2 separate regions of the Homo sapiens genome follow, and region 1 is linked to region 2. Evidence: chromatin loops called from intact Hi-C (ENCODE). Cell type or tissue: endothelial cell of umbilical vein. All regions are shown on one strand. Each heading gives the region's core, and the rest is flanking DNA. Links, peaks and the distances in the headings are about the cores only.

Region 1 (8,226 bases), core at 227-8,226, 110 kb after region 2:
AAATGGAAGAACATTCCATGCTCATGGGTAGGAAGAATCAATATCGTGAAAATGGCCATACTGCCCAAGGTAATTTATAGATTCAATGCTATCCCCATCAAACTACCAATGACTTTCTTCACAGAATTGGAAAAAACTACTTTAAAGTTCATATGGAACAAAAAAAGAGCCTGCATAGCCAGGAAAATCCTAAATAAAAAGAACAAAGATGGAGGCATCATGCTACCTGACTTTATACTACAATGCTACAGTAACCAAAATAGCATGGTACTGGTAGCAAAACAGATATATAGACCAATGGAACAGAACAGAGCCCTCAGAAATAACACCACATGTCTACAACCATCTGATCTTTGACAAACCTGACAAAAACAAGCAACAGGGAAAGGATTCCCTATTTAATAAATGGTGCTGGGAAAACTGGCTAGCCATATGTAGAAAGCTCAAACTGGATCCCTTCCTTACACCTTATACAAAAATTAACTCAAGATGGATTAAAGACTTAAATGTAAGACCTAACACCATAAAAACCCTAGAAGAAAACCTAGGCAATACCATTCAGGACCTAGGCATGGGCAAAGACTTTATGACTGAAACACCAAAAGCAATGGCAACAAAAGCCAAAATAGACAAATGGGATCTAATTGAACTAAAGAGCTTCTGCACAGCAAAAGAAACTATCATCAGAGTGAACAAGCAACCTACAGAATTGGAGAAAATTTTCGTAATCTACCCATCTGACAAAGGGCTAATATCCAGAATCTACAAAGAACTTAAACAAATTTACAAGAAAAAAGCAAACAACCCCATCAAAAAGTGGGCAAAGGATATGACCAGACACTTCTCAAAAGAAGACATTTATGCAGCCAACAGATATATGAAAAAATGCTCATCATCACTGGTCATCAGAGAAATGCAAATCAAAACCACAGTGAGATACCAGTTAGAATGGCGATCATTAAAAATCAGGAAACAACAGATGTTGGAGAGGATGTGGAGAAATAGGAATGCTTTTACATTGTTGGTTGAAGAGTAAATTAGTTCAACCATTGTGGAAGACAGTGTGGCGATTCCTCAAGGATCTAGAACTAGAAATACCATTTGACCCAGCGATCCCTTTACTGGGTATATACCCAAAGAATTATAAATCACTCTACTATAAAGACACATGTACACATATGTTTATTGCAGCACTATTCACAATAGCAAAGACTTGGAACCAACCCAAATGTCCATCAATGATAGAATGGATTAAGAAAATGTGGCACATATACACCATGGAATACTATGCAGCCATAAGAATGGATGAGTGCATGTCCTTTGCAGGGACATGGATGAAGCTGGAAACCATCATTCTCAGCAAATTATCACAAGGACAGAAAGCCAAACACCACATATTCTCACTCATAGGTGGGAGTTGAACAATGAGAACACATGGACACAGGGCAGGGAATATCACATGTCGGGGCCTGTCGGGGGTGGGGGGCTGGGGTAGGGATACCATTAGGAGAAATACTTAATGTAGGCGATGAGTTGATGGGTGCAGTAAACCAACATGGCACATGTATACCTATGTAACAAACCTGCATGTTATGCACATGTACCCTAGAACTCAAAGTATAATAAAAAAATAAATAAATAAACGTGCAATGACATTAAAAAAAAGAAATACATATGTAAAAAATTATTGTGATAAAATAAGGGAGACCAAAATAAATGGCAACATGTACCAGTGTTATGGAGAGGAATATTCAATATTATCAAAATTTCAGTTCTCTCCAAATTGAATTCAAAAAGCTGTTTCTAAACATCTGGCACTGTAGAGGGCCAAAACCAGCAAAGACATTCTAGGAACAAGGCCAAAGTAGAAGGACTCCCTCTGCCAGAGTCAAGAACTAAGTAAAGCTTTAGTGTGTACTCAACGCAGTGCCACACTGGCATAGAGACAGACAAAGAGACCAGCGACATGAAATAGGGAACCCAGAAGCAAACTATGTCCCTCTATGGGGCACTTGGTTGTTGACAAAAGGGACACTGAGAATAATGGAATAAGGGCCATCTTCTCTTAAACCAAGCTTGTCCAACCTGCGGCCTGCAGGCCCCATGCAGCCCAGGACAGCTTTGAATGTGGCCCAACACAAATTTGTAAACTTTTTAAAAACATTATGAGTTTTTCTGTGATTTTTTTTTTTAGCTCATTAGCTATTGTTAGTGTTAGTGTATTTTTTTTTAATTTAATTTAATTTTTTTGAGATGGAGTCTTGCTCTGTCACCAGGCTGGAGTGCAGTGGCCTGATCTCGGCTCATCGTAACCTCTGCCTCCCAGGTTCAAGCAATTCTCCTGCCTCAGCCTCCCAAGTAGCTAGGACTACATGTGTGTGCCACCACTCCAAGCTAATTTTTTTGTATTTTTAGTGGAGAGGAGCTTTCACCATGTTGGCCAGAATGGTCTTAATCTCTTGATCTCGTAATCCACCTGCCTTGGCCTCCCAAAGTGCTGGGATTACAGGTGTGAGCCACCGCGCCGGGCCATGTTAGTGTATTTTATGTGTGACCCAAAACAATTCTTCTTCTTTCAGTGTGGCCCGTGGAAGCCAAAAGATTACACAACCCTGTCCTAAACTGGGACAGCAGGGAATCTATATAATTAAAAAGAAAGGGAGTTCTTACCCACACTTCACGTAAAAGTCCATTCCATGTACTTTAGAGACCTCAATGGGCAATCCAAAACAATAAAGACTTTACAAATCTTTATGTAGAAGAATATCTTTATGACCATGACATGAGAATCTTTTTTCCAAAGGAATAAAACCATATTAAAAATAACAATAAAGAGATAAAAATGTTTTTTAAACAACACACACACACACACACACACACAACATGAAGCATAAAGTATAACATTGATAAATTTAATTATATTAAACTTTAAACTTCTGCTCATTAAAAACCATAAGGAAAATACAAAGCTGATCCACAGTGTTGGGGAACACATTTCCCACAAATAACCAAACAAGGGCTCTTATCAAGAAAATATAAAGAACTCCTTTAGCACATTGGGAGGCCAAGGCACAGGAGTTCAAGACCAGCCTGGGCAACATGGTGAAATCCGTCTCTACTGAAAATACAAAAATTAGCCAGGCACAGTGGTATGTGCCTGTAGTTCCAGCTACTCAGGAGGCTGAAACAGGAGGATCGCTTGAGCTCAGGAGGTTGAGGCTGCAGTGAACCGAGATCATGCCACTGTACTTTAGCCTGGGCGGCTGAGAGAGACCCTGTCTCCAAAAAAACAAACAAACAAACAAACAAACAAAAAAAAACAATAAAAGTGCGGAAAAAGCCTTCTACTCACATTTCACTAAATGACTGATAAACATATGAAGAGGCCTCAACCTCATTACACCACAAAATGCAAATGGAAACCCAATGAGATGCCGACGCCCCTGACACCTGCCTACCAGATGGTTCACACGACACTGACAATGCCACCTTGTGGCGATCTAGAGCAGTAGGAAATACTACAGTGTGGCTGGGGGTGTGCATTGTACAACTGCTTCAAAGGTTTCCTGTTTCCTAGAACAGTCAAGAATATGAATATCTTATCACCTAAAATTCCACACATGGGCACAAACCCTAACAAATGTGAATGTAAATGTGTGCCAGGACATCCACACATAAAAGCTCCCTATAGTGTTGTTCATGATAATAGAATCAGTACACAATGGCAGATTTTTTAAACCATAAAGACAGCAATGTGGATTGATAGCAACAGCAATGTTGAACAAAAAAGTAAGATACAGGAGAACACACACGATGACTACGGCCATAAAAATTATAAAAAGCCAAAATTAATGTTTACTGTATGTGCAGATGTTCAGGTAGCAAAACCATCCACTAAAATAACAGAAAACCACAAAGTCAGGACAGGGGTCAACTCTAGGCAGTGAGGCTGGTGCCGGGAGGAGCTCACCATGACCTTTCTTCAACTGCAGGGGTATTGTGAGGTTTGCATCACAGACATCACTTAAGATACAGTTTATATGGTGTGTCCTAGTCTGTATTTGTGTCATATGTCACAATAGAAAGATGAGAGGCCATGGGAGGAGGGAAAGGGAGAAAGGGAAAGTGAAGGGGAGGATAAATGAATAAAGAAAAAGAGACAAGAAGATGGAGATGCAGAGGGGAAAGAGAGAAAGAACAGGGCAGGGAGGAAGAGACAGGAGAGGACTGGGGGGAAGAGACAATGGGGAGAAGGAGGGAGTGTGAGCTGCACCCGTGTAACCTGCCTGCCCCAGCTCCTCCACAGCCGGGTTGTCCTCCCCGCCCACCCCACCCCTCCCCCATGGGACACCTCTGCTAAGGGACTACTCCCCACTCAGCACGCTGTTGACCTCCAGCCCCTATCCAGAAAGTCTCATCTCCCAAAACCCTGCCCACAACCCTAAGGTGAACCCACAGTTGAGGGAGCTCCTCCCCTAGTGTCAACCTGGCTCCCACCTCCCAGTGCGGGAGAAAAGCAAAGCAGTTGAGCTGGGAGGCTTTGGGGACAGGCCATTCTCCAGGAGCCAGCCTGGCCACAGGGCCAACGGTCCCTGGCAGAGAACGACAGGGCTCAATAAGCAGAGGCCATGCAGGCCCCAAGGCCAGACTACAGTGGGAGCCAGTGTGGCCAGGTGCCCAGAAATCCCAACAGCACCACTGGGTCCCTTAGAAGATGCTCAAGTTCCCAAAACTGGGGGTTAGAGGCAGGGGATTAGTCAGACCTCACCTTGGACAGCAGCCCCAGCCCTGCCCAGGGACACCAGGGCATGAGGGTGTCACAAGCAAGTAGGTGGCTCAAGGCCAGGTGCCTGTGCCTTGGCTGAGGGACGTGGCTCAGGTCAGTTTGCTCCATGACTCCCTGGGTCCCACAGACCCCACTCCACGCTCTACTGCAGCCCAGTGCACTGCATGGTGCTCTGCTGTGCCAGGTTGTGTTGTGTCCAGTTGTGCTGTGTTGTGTGCTGTGTCACTGTTCCAGCAAACTCCTTGTCCGGAAGCTCTAGGGCCCCGGCCACTGAGAAGCCCTAGCCCTGAGTCAGCCTCAGGCAAGGCCTGCATCCCTGCTGCCTCCCTTTCCCTGGCTCAGCCTTGCAGCTCCCGCTGACCCCTCTGCCACTCACCCACCCATCACCCCCACTTAGAGGCCAGGAAGCAGCGGGAGCTGTATCTCCCTCCCAACCACCCCCTCCCCTCTTTCTTCATCCTCCAGGACATGCATTTCTAACAGAAACCAGAAATCCTGCAAATGCCCTGACCCATCCACTGACCCCAGGGCACCTCCTGCCCAGGTGTTTGGCACAGGGGACGCCCCCACACCGGCCCCATCATGTACCTGGTGGCCCCAAGGCTGCAGCACGGGATGCCTTTCTGACCCTGGACCTGCCCTGGGCCCTGCTCTCTGCCACCGCTCACAGGACAAACCCAAACAATTGCTGTCCTCCCTCTGAAATGGTGGCCATGAGAGTGCAGGCCTTGCGTCCCTCCTGTGCCCAGGCCCCTCACCCACACACTCTGGCTGGCTGCATCTGTTGTCCAGAGCCCTTGGTCACAAGGCGTGCAGCCTGGACCACAGTGATGACAAGGGAGGCCCTTCCTAAGCCTAGAGATGGTCTAAACCTTCATGGAACTGCTGGTCCCAGTGCCAGCCAGAGTCCCAAGTGAGGCTGAGGTGGCTCAAAGTGGTGCACGGGAGATGTCTGATATCAACCCTCTCCTGGAGGTAGATGATGTCTCCAGCCTGGTGACTCCCTGGCCACCAGCCACCACCATCCCCCATGTCCCCAAGGCTGAAAGTGCAAGCTTGCCCTGGCCCTGGCACAGAAAGTGCACGATCTGGTCATGTCATGCAGGTGACCTCATGCGGGCATGGTGGCACTTGTGGGGCAGTCCTGTAACCTGCAGTGTGGTGGGTGGGATGGATGTGTGTGACACAGGCAGGAACTACCCCTCATGGCAGTTGAGGGCCCACGTGTGTATTGGGTGGGGCTGATGGGAGTGAGAGGTGAGTGGCTGGGCACAGGCAGGTGAGTGAGTGACAGCTACACAAACCCCACCACTGAGCATGTCCCTCCCAGGACAAAGCAGGTCAGAGCCACAGGCCCAGCCCTGGGAGGCCCAGAGGGGCCTCAGGTCCTCAGGGACCTGGCCCTCTTGGCCCTCAGAGGACCCCACTCCCTCTAGAAAGCCCCCCAGCTGGCTCCACCTGTAGCTGTGCAAGTGGGAAGGGGACACAGTGCTCTGGGGTCCAGAGAAGGAAGGAAGATGGAGGGAGGGCGGCCCTCTGCTCCCAGGTCCTCTGTTCCCTGACCCTGATGCTCAGCCCCCTGCGGCCCTCCTGGAGCCCACACCTTTCAGCTGCAGTCTCCCAGCCTCTCTCCCCAGGACGAAGCCCACTCAGCCAGTGCTTTTCCACTGTAGCTGGCTTTTCCCCTTGGGGAGGGTCCCCAGATTGTACAAAGTGCAGAGGGGTCCCCTGTCCCTGTCCCACAGGGTCCCCACACCAGGCTTTCTCAATGTCTCCCTGTCTCTCTCAGACAAGGAGGGCAGAGGCAGCCACAAGGCCGGTCCCAGCCACAATCACACCCGCATATTCAGATAATCACAGACGCTTGTCCCACACAGTCACACACCCCAACCTCAGGTACCAAACACCCCACACACTCCCGACAGCGCATTCTACTCACACACACACAATCCCATTCTCACACATGTGCACCCAAGCCTCTCGCCCCACATACAATGTGACAGGCCACTGGGCCACCTGCGGGTCCCAGTGCACATGGATGCCTGCAGTGCACAGCCACCTAGATCCTGCACCACCGGACAGGAAGGGGGCGGGTACCTGGCAGATGCCACCTGCTGCGCCCACTGGGCCACCAGAAACTCCACCTCTCCCCGACTCTCCAGGTCCCAGCCAAGCCACGCCCACCGGGCCTGCCCCCAGGACCCTGAGTTTAAAGACCCCATCTCCCCAAATGCCAGAGGGAGAGGATTCCGCACCACCCCAAGTGTAACCCACACCCTAGTCGGCCCTGACCCCGCACTGCATGGCGCCCACCTGAGCCCTGGCGTTGCTGGGCCTCCTGCTGCTGCTGTTGCTCGTGGGTAGGCCCTGCCAGGAGACCCTGGGCTGCGCTGCAGCCCTGGGGTACCCACCCCTCCCTGCTCACGTGCTCCTACTCTCCCTGCAGATCCCAAGAAACTATGCCCGCAGCTCGTGACCGTCATGAACCAGTTTCTGACCGAGGACAAGGACACCTACATGGATTCTGTCAACAGATATCATCCCACGGAGCTGGAAAGAAACACACCCTCCAAACTCAAGGACATGGTGACCAACACCACGACCCCCGAGGAGGGACAGGCCGTCATGCAGCAGGCCCGGCCACCAGCGCCTCCTCACAGCCCTTGACCTCCTTTGAGATCAGGGACTCTGTTCCCTGAGAGCCTCTCTCTCCACCCAAACACTTCCCCACCTCTCACCAAGCAATGTCCCTGCAGACGGGCAGCTGCCCAGGGAAAAGACCTCAGGGCGCTGGGTCTCCGCCCTCTGATACTCAACCTCTGCTGTCAACCCCATCCTATCCCTCCTTCCCAGAAGACCCCTCCCTTCAGCCTCCCACCCCTCCCCACAGGAAGAAATCAACAACCAGGGTGCCTACACGGTACTGAAGTGACACCATCCACAGGCACCTCGAATCTCTGCCCAGGCAGCCTGTCCGGCCCAGGAGAACCTGGGCCCGGGGCCCCACCCTCCCCAGCTCCTGCCCTGCTGCTGCCCCTCCTCCCACTCCTGCTGTGCTAATTGGGGCTGATTGCGGGCCACTACTTTATTTACATAGGGTGTACACCAAGTAACCAATGGGAAGCCTCTAGAGGGTATTTAGACCCCAGGAAATTCTAAATGGGCTCTTGAGCCCTTATGCTTGGGCCTGCTCCCGGTTTGGAGTGTACTTTCACTTTCAGTTAAGTCTCTGCTTTTGTTGCTTAATTCTTTCTTTGCTTTGTTTGTGCGTTTTCCCCAATTCTTTGTTCAAAACAGCAAGAACCTGGAGACCCTCCTCCTGTAACGGGAAGGTGGGATGGGGGGAGCCCACCCTGACACTGACCCGGGCCACCCACGTGCCCCTCCCCCCACACCCATACTCACTAGGGCCCTGGGTGGAGCTTCCCCTGCTGCTCACA
Region 2 (8,400 bases), core at 163-8,162:
AGGTACATAAGCTTGACAGAAGCTATATGTTGTTTTACAAAATTAAGAAACCAATTTAACATACAAGGCTCAAAGACTAAGCCTAACAATAGGGGAGAAAGGGTCCAGCTAACCCAGTGATTAGAGTAGTTAGCAATGGATTCCAGTTAAACATGCTTTGGTACCAGGGGGTGTTATTTTCTCGTTCTTGCTGGTGCCTGTCTAGGTTTTCTCAAACTTTTTGGAGAGTATCTTTTATGACTCCAGACTGATTGGCACAGAAGCAACAACTCTCTCCTAGAGTGGCACATAACCCTCCTTGGGAGAGAAATAGCAGATCTAAGCCTCGGCGGTTTTGAAGAACTACTTCAGCTAGAGATTTTACTTGGGTATGTAGTATATTTATGGCTGATTGGAGATTGCTTAAATCAGCATCTACTTGTTGAGACAGGGACATTAGTCCAGTTTCTCCCTGAACCAGGGCAGCCATGCTGATGGCTGCTGATCCAGCTATGCTAAGGCCAGCCAGGAGGGGTACAAGGAGTGGGGTGGCTCGGCAAAACCTGGGATGTAATTCAGGGGGAGCAATAAGAAGTTATCCTTCTGGCCCACTATACACGTAGACCTGGGGGAGTACATGAACCAACACACACAGGAGAGGTCCTGGTTTAGTTCCATTGATGTGGCAAGTGAGACCTGAAGTGCAGGCTAACCAGGTATTGTTAGGTGCCTGGTAGGAGACTGAGGTGCTTAAGGAGGTAAGCATAGACTGATTACAGGTAGCCTGAAAGGGAGAAGCAGATAAGTTATATCCGGTGCTAATTAGACAAGAAGTGTTTCCAGACGTATCTCCTAATGGGAGGGCATGGGGGCATGTACAACAAGAAAGAGAGCCAATTTTAAGTGCGGCTTCTACTCCTAATCCAATATAATATGGGGGTTTGTCCTTTAGGCACAACCAACAATCTTGGGCTAGTTTAGGCTGGGTGAGATTGAGGAGGTGATGTACCCCACCTAGAATGGACATCAGGCTGGGTTGGAGGTGCTGTCATTGCAGGTGAGGTTTGGGGACCAGGAATGGCAGTGGGACAGTTAAATCAACCTTGTCTGGATGTTTTGGGAACATAAGGTCATCTAAATCAGTTAAAGGCCTGATTGGCTTAGGAGGGCTCCATGAGACGAGGATTTTTTTTGGATGGTGAACATAGTTCCAACATCAAATCCCGGGATATAAAGCCTTAATCCCTATGACATGACATAATACCATTGAGCTAAATTAGGATTATGGATGTTTATAGTGAGAGGATTGCAATTTCTCCTAGTACACAGCTTAGGACGGGAAGCACGAGCTATGGAAAGGGTTGAAGATCGAGTTGATGCCCCAGAGTAGGTGGCCAAAGTTACACATGTCCAGTCAGGGCAGAAAAACTGGTAAGAATCTTGACAACTAGAGTTAGGGTGATTTCCAGGACAGAGGTAAAAGTCAACATTCTGAAGTCCTTTTTCTGCACCTTTGGAGTTTCCACATCCAGTCTGGCTTCTGGAGTGTCCAAATTCCACAGCAAAGTCGACGATACCTGCTCCTATGACTGGCAGATTGCATTGTTCTTCATGGGTATGGGCAGGCTCTGGGAACAAAGTACATAAATCAACTGTAAAAGAGACTTCCTTGAGATTCCTGCCTTCCAAGTAGTGTTTGCAAACACACATCCTGCTGTGAAAGAAGTGAGGAGGAAAGAGTAGGATGGGGCAGAAGGCATAATAGGTGGAAACAAACAATAGAGGTAAATAAAAAGAATTAATCTGATGGCTTCACTTGACTTAGGGGCAGTTTTAAGGGGCCTGGCCCAGGCTTGGGGACCCATGTTTCTTGTTGGGCTCTGTTGTCCTTTTTGATGTGAGATTGATGAATCCAAGCTGGAATGCCATCTACTTTCAGAGCCGTTGGTGTGGTGAGGATGACAGTATGAGGTCCTTTTCAGGCAGGAATGAGTCCTTTCTGGAACTTTTTAATGTACATGAGGTCACCCGGCTGGAAAGAGTGGTAGGGCCCCGTCTAGTCAGGAACTGGATTGGGGTGAGCTCCCCGGACAAGCGGCTGGATGATGTCTTGTACCTGTTGGAGAGACTTCCTGATTTTTACTGGCCTGAAGATCCGAAGCCTGTTTTTCCTCCTCTGGGGAATATTTTGGGTGATCTGGCAAGTCAGGTTGCAGAAAGGACACTGCAGGCAGCAGGGTCAGAGGTGCAACAGGGAGACGAGCTGCCTCCTAGGCTGTAGAGTCTGCTTTTTGGTTACCATGGGCAATGGCCATGTCTTCTTTTTGATGTCCTTTGCAGTGAATTACAGCCACCTGCTGGCAGTGCTTGGGCCTACAGTATATCCATCTCTGTAGTGATGGCAGCACCAGCCTTTTGAACTCCCTGCTCAAGGAAGCTGCTACCATCTCTAAACACGGTGGCTTCTGCCTCCTTTAAAGATACCTCTTGGAGATCAGGTCGGCCAGATTCCGTAGTCTCCAACGGTTCTTGGCAGTCATGGACAGGTATAGTAAGGTCTGTCTCTTGGTGGTGGGAGTGGGGATTCACAGGATGGCTTCACACTGGTGAGTGCCCTTTTTCCTTTCTTTATCTTGTACCTTAGGTAGGACACTCTAAGAAGACAAAGCTGGGCCTTTTTGGCCGAGATCCAATACCTGAGCACCTGAAGGAGGTAAAGTAGGTCCCTAGTATGTTGCAGGCAGCTGTCAGTAGTTTCAGTAGCCAATAAGTCATCTACATACTGAAGAATAGTACAATTGGGGTGACTGGCTCAGAATGGTATAAGATCCTGTTGGAGGGCTTCCCCAAAAAGGATGGGGGAATTTTTAAAGCCTTGAGGTAACTGAGTCCAAGTTAATTGGGTGGTATCTCCTGAGCCAGGATCTGTCCATTCAAAAGCAAAGATAGGTTGGCTTTTGGGGGCCAGAGGAATAGCAAAGAAGGCATCCTTTAAGTCAAGGACAGTGTATACTGTATGTTCTGGTGGGAGCAGGCTGAGTAAAGTATAAGCATTGTGGACAGTTGGATGGATGGTAACTGTCCACTTGTTAACCTCCCTCAAGTCCTGCACAGGCTGGTAATCATTTGTTCCAGGTTTCTGGACCGGCAAAAATGGAGTATTCCAGGTGGATTGACATGGTGTGAGTATGCCAGCTTGTAGCAGTCACTGAATATGGAGATTTATCCCCTCTCTAGCCTGCTGACTCATAGGATACTGTTTTATCTGGACTGGCAGGGCAGTGGCCAGAAGTTCTACAACTACTGGCAGATGATGCTTTGCTTATCCCAGGGGGTTTGACTCAGCCCAGACTCGAGGAAACAGTCTGTAGGTCTAATAGGAGGAGAGAATTTGTTTTATTCTCCAATGGTTGTGATGGTGAAACCAAAAGATATTCCTCTGACAGAGGGGTAGTTAGCAGGAGTTGGGCAGTAGGGGGCGTTGTGTCCCCTAACGTGAAGTGAGCCTGCTGGGCTGAGAGATAGAAGCCTGTAACTTATGGAGCAGGTCTCATCTGAGAAGGGGAAGGGGGCACTCTGGGACTACAAGAAATGAGTGAGTTACTCTTTTCTTTCCTAAACTCACTTATCATGAGTGGGTGACAGGATATTCCTGAATAGCTCCTGTTGCCCCTTGTACAGCTACTCTTTTATTAGAGACACTGCCTAAGGGTGTCTGCAGTACTGAGTGTTCCACCTCAGTATCTATTAGGAAGTATACATGCTGGCCCCCCACTGTAGCGGTCACCATGGGCTCCTGGGGGCCAAGTGAAAGGGAGCCCCAGTCCCATCAGTCATCAGACTCCTCCGCTGTGGGGAGGGTGAGGACCTTTTTCTTTTCTGGTTTTTGCTCTGGCTTTAATGGGCATTCCTTCTTCCAGTGTCCTATCTGCTTGCAATAAGCACATTGGTTTTTCTCCAGGGGAGCCCGCTCACCTTTCTTGCCCTTTTGGCTGGGACCCGGGGTTCCCTGGCTATTCCTCTGTGATGGGGGCCCTTACTTTTTGGCTTCCTGGATGGCCACCACTAAGATTTTTGCTTGTCTTTTGGATGCTTTATCAGCAGCTTTTTCAGCTGCCTCAGCTGCCTGTTTTCGTTTTTCAGACTCTCGATTGTCAAAAACTTTCTGGGCTACTTCTAAAAGCTGGCTATTGTTCATTCCAGCAAATCCCTCCGGCTTTTGTAATTTTCTTTTACTATCAGTAGCTGCCTGAGCCACAAACACCAAATTAATAGCACGGCTATTCTTGGGAGCTGCCGGGTCAAAAGGGGTGTAAGTTTGATAGGCCTCCTGGAGACTTTCTAAAAGTGTTCCAGGTTCATCAGGCCCCTGGACAACTTCAGTTGTCTCAGACAGATTTATGGGTTTTTGAGCGGCTCCCTTGAGGCCCACAAGGAGATACCGGTGAAAATCATCTAAAGCCCTCCTCCCACCCGAGGAGTTAGGATCCCAATTAGGCCGGGTAGAGGGAAAAACCTCCTTAACGAGGTTTTGGGCTTCCCCCTCTGGTCTATCAGCTGATGTAAGGAAATACTTTCTGGCTTCTCTTCGGATACAATTCCTCTCTTCAGAGATGAAGAGGGTTAAAAGGCGTTGCTGACAATCATCCCAGGTGGGCCGGTGAGTCTGGAGCATGGACTCCATCAGTGAGGTCAGAACCTGGGGTTTTTCAAAGAAGGGGGGATTATGAGCCTTCCAGTTGTACAGGTCAGAAGTAGAGAAAGGGACGTAAACTAAGAATGGAGCTGAGCGCTCATCACCCGGAGGGATTTGTGCCTCTCTCAGTGGGAGGAGGGGGGCTACCTCCTCCTGCCATGGCCACAATCAGGAGGCAATAGATGGGGACGCCACAGGAGATGTAGTTGAGGAGGCAAGGGGAGATTCTGGGGGAGCAGGAGGGTTATAAGGTGGCAGAACTGTGTGAGGAAAACTTTCCTCTTCTTCAGAGGGAGGCAATACAGGAGGAGCCAAGGGAGCTGAGGATCCGGACAAAAGTGTGTGGTCTCGCTTAAAATGACCTTGGAGGTAAGATTATGAATGGCACATGAGCGGAGCCAAGGGGGAGGGCTCCGGACCAATCTCAGCCATTGATCAATGTAGGGAAACGGATCGGGGTGACCGGGAGTTCCAGCAACGACCCGCCACACAGCCTGAAGAGCTGTGAGATTCAGTGACCCTTCTGGGGGCCACACGGTTCCAAACTGTGGTCATTCTACTTCACAGAGTATCTGGAGTTTGCCTTTTTTAAGGTGGACCCCATAATTCTCTGAGAAGCCTAGGGAGAAATTTTGTAACATACATTGGAGAGGGCTCCAATCTTTATGAGGCTGGGAAGAAGAGTTTCCCATTCTGGAGGCAATTTAAAAAGGTTTCAGCAGAAATATTAAACCCAGCACAGACAGAGAAATTCAAGACCTGGGGGGCTGCAGTATCAGAAGAACAGAAGTATTATAACCAGAAGAAGAAGGAAAACAACCATAGTCAACACTTCTTGCCACATAAGGACGGTCTGTTTAAGCTTTGAGATCTAGGGGGAGGACAAGAGGCAGGTCTGAGGCCAGTGGGACCTACGTGATCCCCTCCTTTTTGTCCTATAGCCTAAATATCTTTGGTGTCTCCATGACTTGAAGGCAAAAAGTTCAAACTTGGCCTTTTCTTTTAAGGGTTGAAAAAGGGAGGACAGAACCAAGTCTTGGAGACACTGGATTTGCTGCAACACAGGAAAATGAGATGTGCAGGGTAAAGGATGGGAATGAGGAGGAAAAGGGGCCACTTGGATTTTTCCAGGCTAGGAGGAGCCATGCCGGGCAGCTCTGGGTCACCAGGGCCACTCTGCGGTCCCCCGCCCTGCCTCCAGGCCCTGTCAGACGCTGCAAGCCCAGCTCAGAAGCCTGGCCTGGGACCAAGTTCACTGCAGCAGGCTGGGCCCTTGCATTCTGAGCTGGGTGCGGATGCGCTGGTGCTCTGGGAAGTCAGGGGCTTTGACAACTGAAGGCAAAGGAGCCGGGCACCTGAGGGGGTCCCGGGGGAGGGGGTGCCGGGGGAGGGGATCCGGCGTCGTCACCCTCCAGTCCTTGCCCACAGGTCAGGGAGCCCCTGCCATGGGGGAAGGAGGCTGTTTCTTTTGTAAACTGGTGGAGGCGTGCCTCGCCCCTGGGCCTGACAGCCCAAAGAGACACGCCTGAGACCTCTGGACAGAGTACAGCAGTATGGGCGTAGGTTTCTCTGCACAGTGCCTTATCCATGGGCACGGGAAAAGTTATGGGATGACAGAAAAGATGAGCAAGGAGGTCTGTGGGGTGGCTATTTTGAATCCACCACCGGTCTAATGTGGAGGTGGTCCAGTCAATTGGGCATGGGGTATGGCAATCTAAATGCCAGCAACCTTTAAGGTGCCAGAAATCCCACACTCTTTCCCATAACAACACCTGATTTGTTTCTGACAGAAAAGGCAGGACTGGGATGGCCAACCCAAATGATTGATGAGAAATTTGACCTCCTGTGATAGAAAATCAGTACTGAGGACCTTGAAGAAGTTCTTACCCAGTTGTCTAGGGCAGTATTGATGACCTGACATATGAAATTTTACCAAACAAGACAATAGACCCTGGGGCATACAAACAATTATGACAATTTTTTAATAGACAGACAAAGGAAGGGGGGCCCGTGATGGGATCAGTCAGATGCCCATCTGGCCACTCTCCCTGAGGGGACTTAGGCTCCTCTTAGCATTGGCAGGCTGGTATAAACCCCTGGCTTGGATCGAGCTATGCCTGATGCTGCCTTAAGCCTTAAGAGGTCACCACGGAACTGCAGGTGAGGGCCCATTCAAACTCCGTAGCTTTCACCGTGGAGCTACATACTGGAAATTCAAGTGCAAGCCCTTGAACTCCACATTCACGCACTCATTCACACAGAGTTTATAACAGTTTTCTTATTCCCTTTCCAAAACAGAGGTCTCCGGGAGACCTGAACGAGAGAAGGAGAAGAGATAGAGAAAGAGGGAGGGAGGGAGAGAGAGAGAGAGAAAGAGAGAGAGAGATAGAGACTAGTCTTAACAGAGAGGCCTAACAGAAAACCAGGACTCTGTCCTCCAGTGTCCTGGAACATGGGCAGAGTCAAGGGAGGGCCATCGTCAGGGCTGCTTCCCTCCCAGAGAGACACAGAGGTGCCTAACAGAAAACCAGGACTCTGTCCTCCAGCGTCCTGGAATGTGGGCAGAGTCAAAAAGGGAGGGCCTTGTCAGAGCCGTTTCCCTCCCAGAGAAACAGAGTCAGATCTGACTTACTTTCCCAGGACCAGAAACTGAGGACTCAGGAGTTGAATTTTTGTGGGCACACACCAGTGGTCGATCCATTCCCGTCTGGAAGATAGGGTCTTATGGGGCCCTGGAACGTCTTCTGGTGGTGCCTCCCCTATAAGTCTGCTGTCTGTCCAGGGGAGCCTGGAATGAGTCTGGCTCTCACCCGGTGACAAAAAAATCTTGCTGGGGCCTCCAAATGTTGTAACTGAGCTAGGTACAGAGAAATGCCACACTCTGAGACGAATTCAGGAGTCCTTTATTAGCTGGTGACCGAGAGACGGCTAGTGCTCAAAATTCTCTCAGCCCCGAAGAAGGGGCCAGATTTTCTTTTATACTTTGGTTTAGAAAGGGGAGGGAGGCAGTCTAGTGAAAACAACCTTACAGAAGTAAAGCAGGCAAAAAAGTTAAAAGAATAAATGGTTATAGGAAAGCAAACAGTTTCAGGTGCAGGGCTTTAAATCTTTCACAAGGTGATAGACGCGGGGCTTTGGGTGTTATCAACCAGATGAATTCCTAGGAACTGTGGATATAGCTTGCCACAGTATTTTATCAGCTAATTGCATCCTTGGACGTGCTGGGAGTCAGCTTGCATAAGTTAAGTCCTTGAGGAAGGGGTGGGTAAGGGGCTGTAAGTGTAGGAGCCAAGATGGGGTCTGTCTGGCTCTCTCAGCTAAGGGAGAGTCAATTCAGGTTAAAACAAGGTTAGCTATCACACACATACTTTGTATCTTCTTCCTTGAGATCCCAGTCCTTCATTGCCTCTTGTCCAATGCTTGAAAATTGTGTTACTGTTTTCATATATTGCATCTGGTTTTCTTCTTGTTGAAAGCAAGAAAAAATTCTGGTCATTTCATTAGATCATGGTCTGAGGCAGAAATCAGGCTCATTCTTAATTTATTAAATGGCTTATAATCAATTCTATTAATATTTACTTATATTCTCAAGTTCTCCAGGAAGGATACCCCAAAAATTCATATTCACACACGACATGCTTCATTTCTTGATTGAGCCAACAAGATCTGTTCAATCAATCTTGGCTTTGGAAGAGCTCAGAGCAAAAGTTCCAAGCAAGGTCTTT

What was found. Peaks named below come from ENCODE experiments on the same cell type or tissue, not always from the same donor. Only the 100,000 strongest peaks of a DNase experiment are listed, where the experiment ranks them.
Region 1: a loop joins it to region 2, with 4 times the contacts of the local background. A loop is called at or near these places in 4 of 110 quality-filtered maps.

What each region holds. Positions count from the first base shown.
Region 1 is chr19:34,659,649-34,667,874 of GRCh38, forward strand. The region is part of intron 1 of SCGB2B2 (secretoglobin family 2B member 2); the gene reads right to left. It also overlaps the pseudogene ZNF807P, the pseudogene SCGB1B2P and the pseudogene SCGB1B3P. Among named protein-coding and RNA genes, the nearest start is that of SCGB2B2, 13 kb to the right of the region's middle. RefSeq lists an enhancer at 4,221-4,721. In endothelial cell of umbilical vein, for the core only: a CTCF peak has its summit at 3,478 (motif pointing left); no DNase peak of the experiment used is centred there.
Region 2 is chr19:34,553,312-34,561,711 of GRCh38, forward strand. LOC105372374 (a long non-coding RNA gene) reads left to right here and starts at 2,183. Exons shown (of 4, transcript XR_935923.3): 1 at 2,183-2,535; 2 at 2,624-2,692; 3 at 3,115-3,161; 4 at 4,966-5,673. It also overlaps the pseudogene ZNF807P. In endothelial cell of umbilical vein, for the core only: CTCF peaks have their summits at 2,327 (motif pointing left) and 3,426 (motif pointing right); no DNase peak of the experiment used is centred there.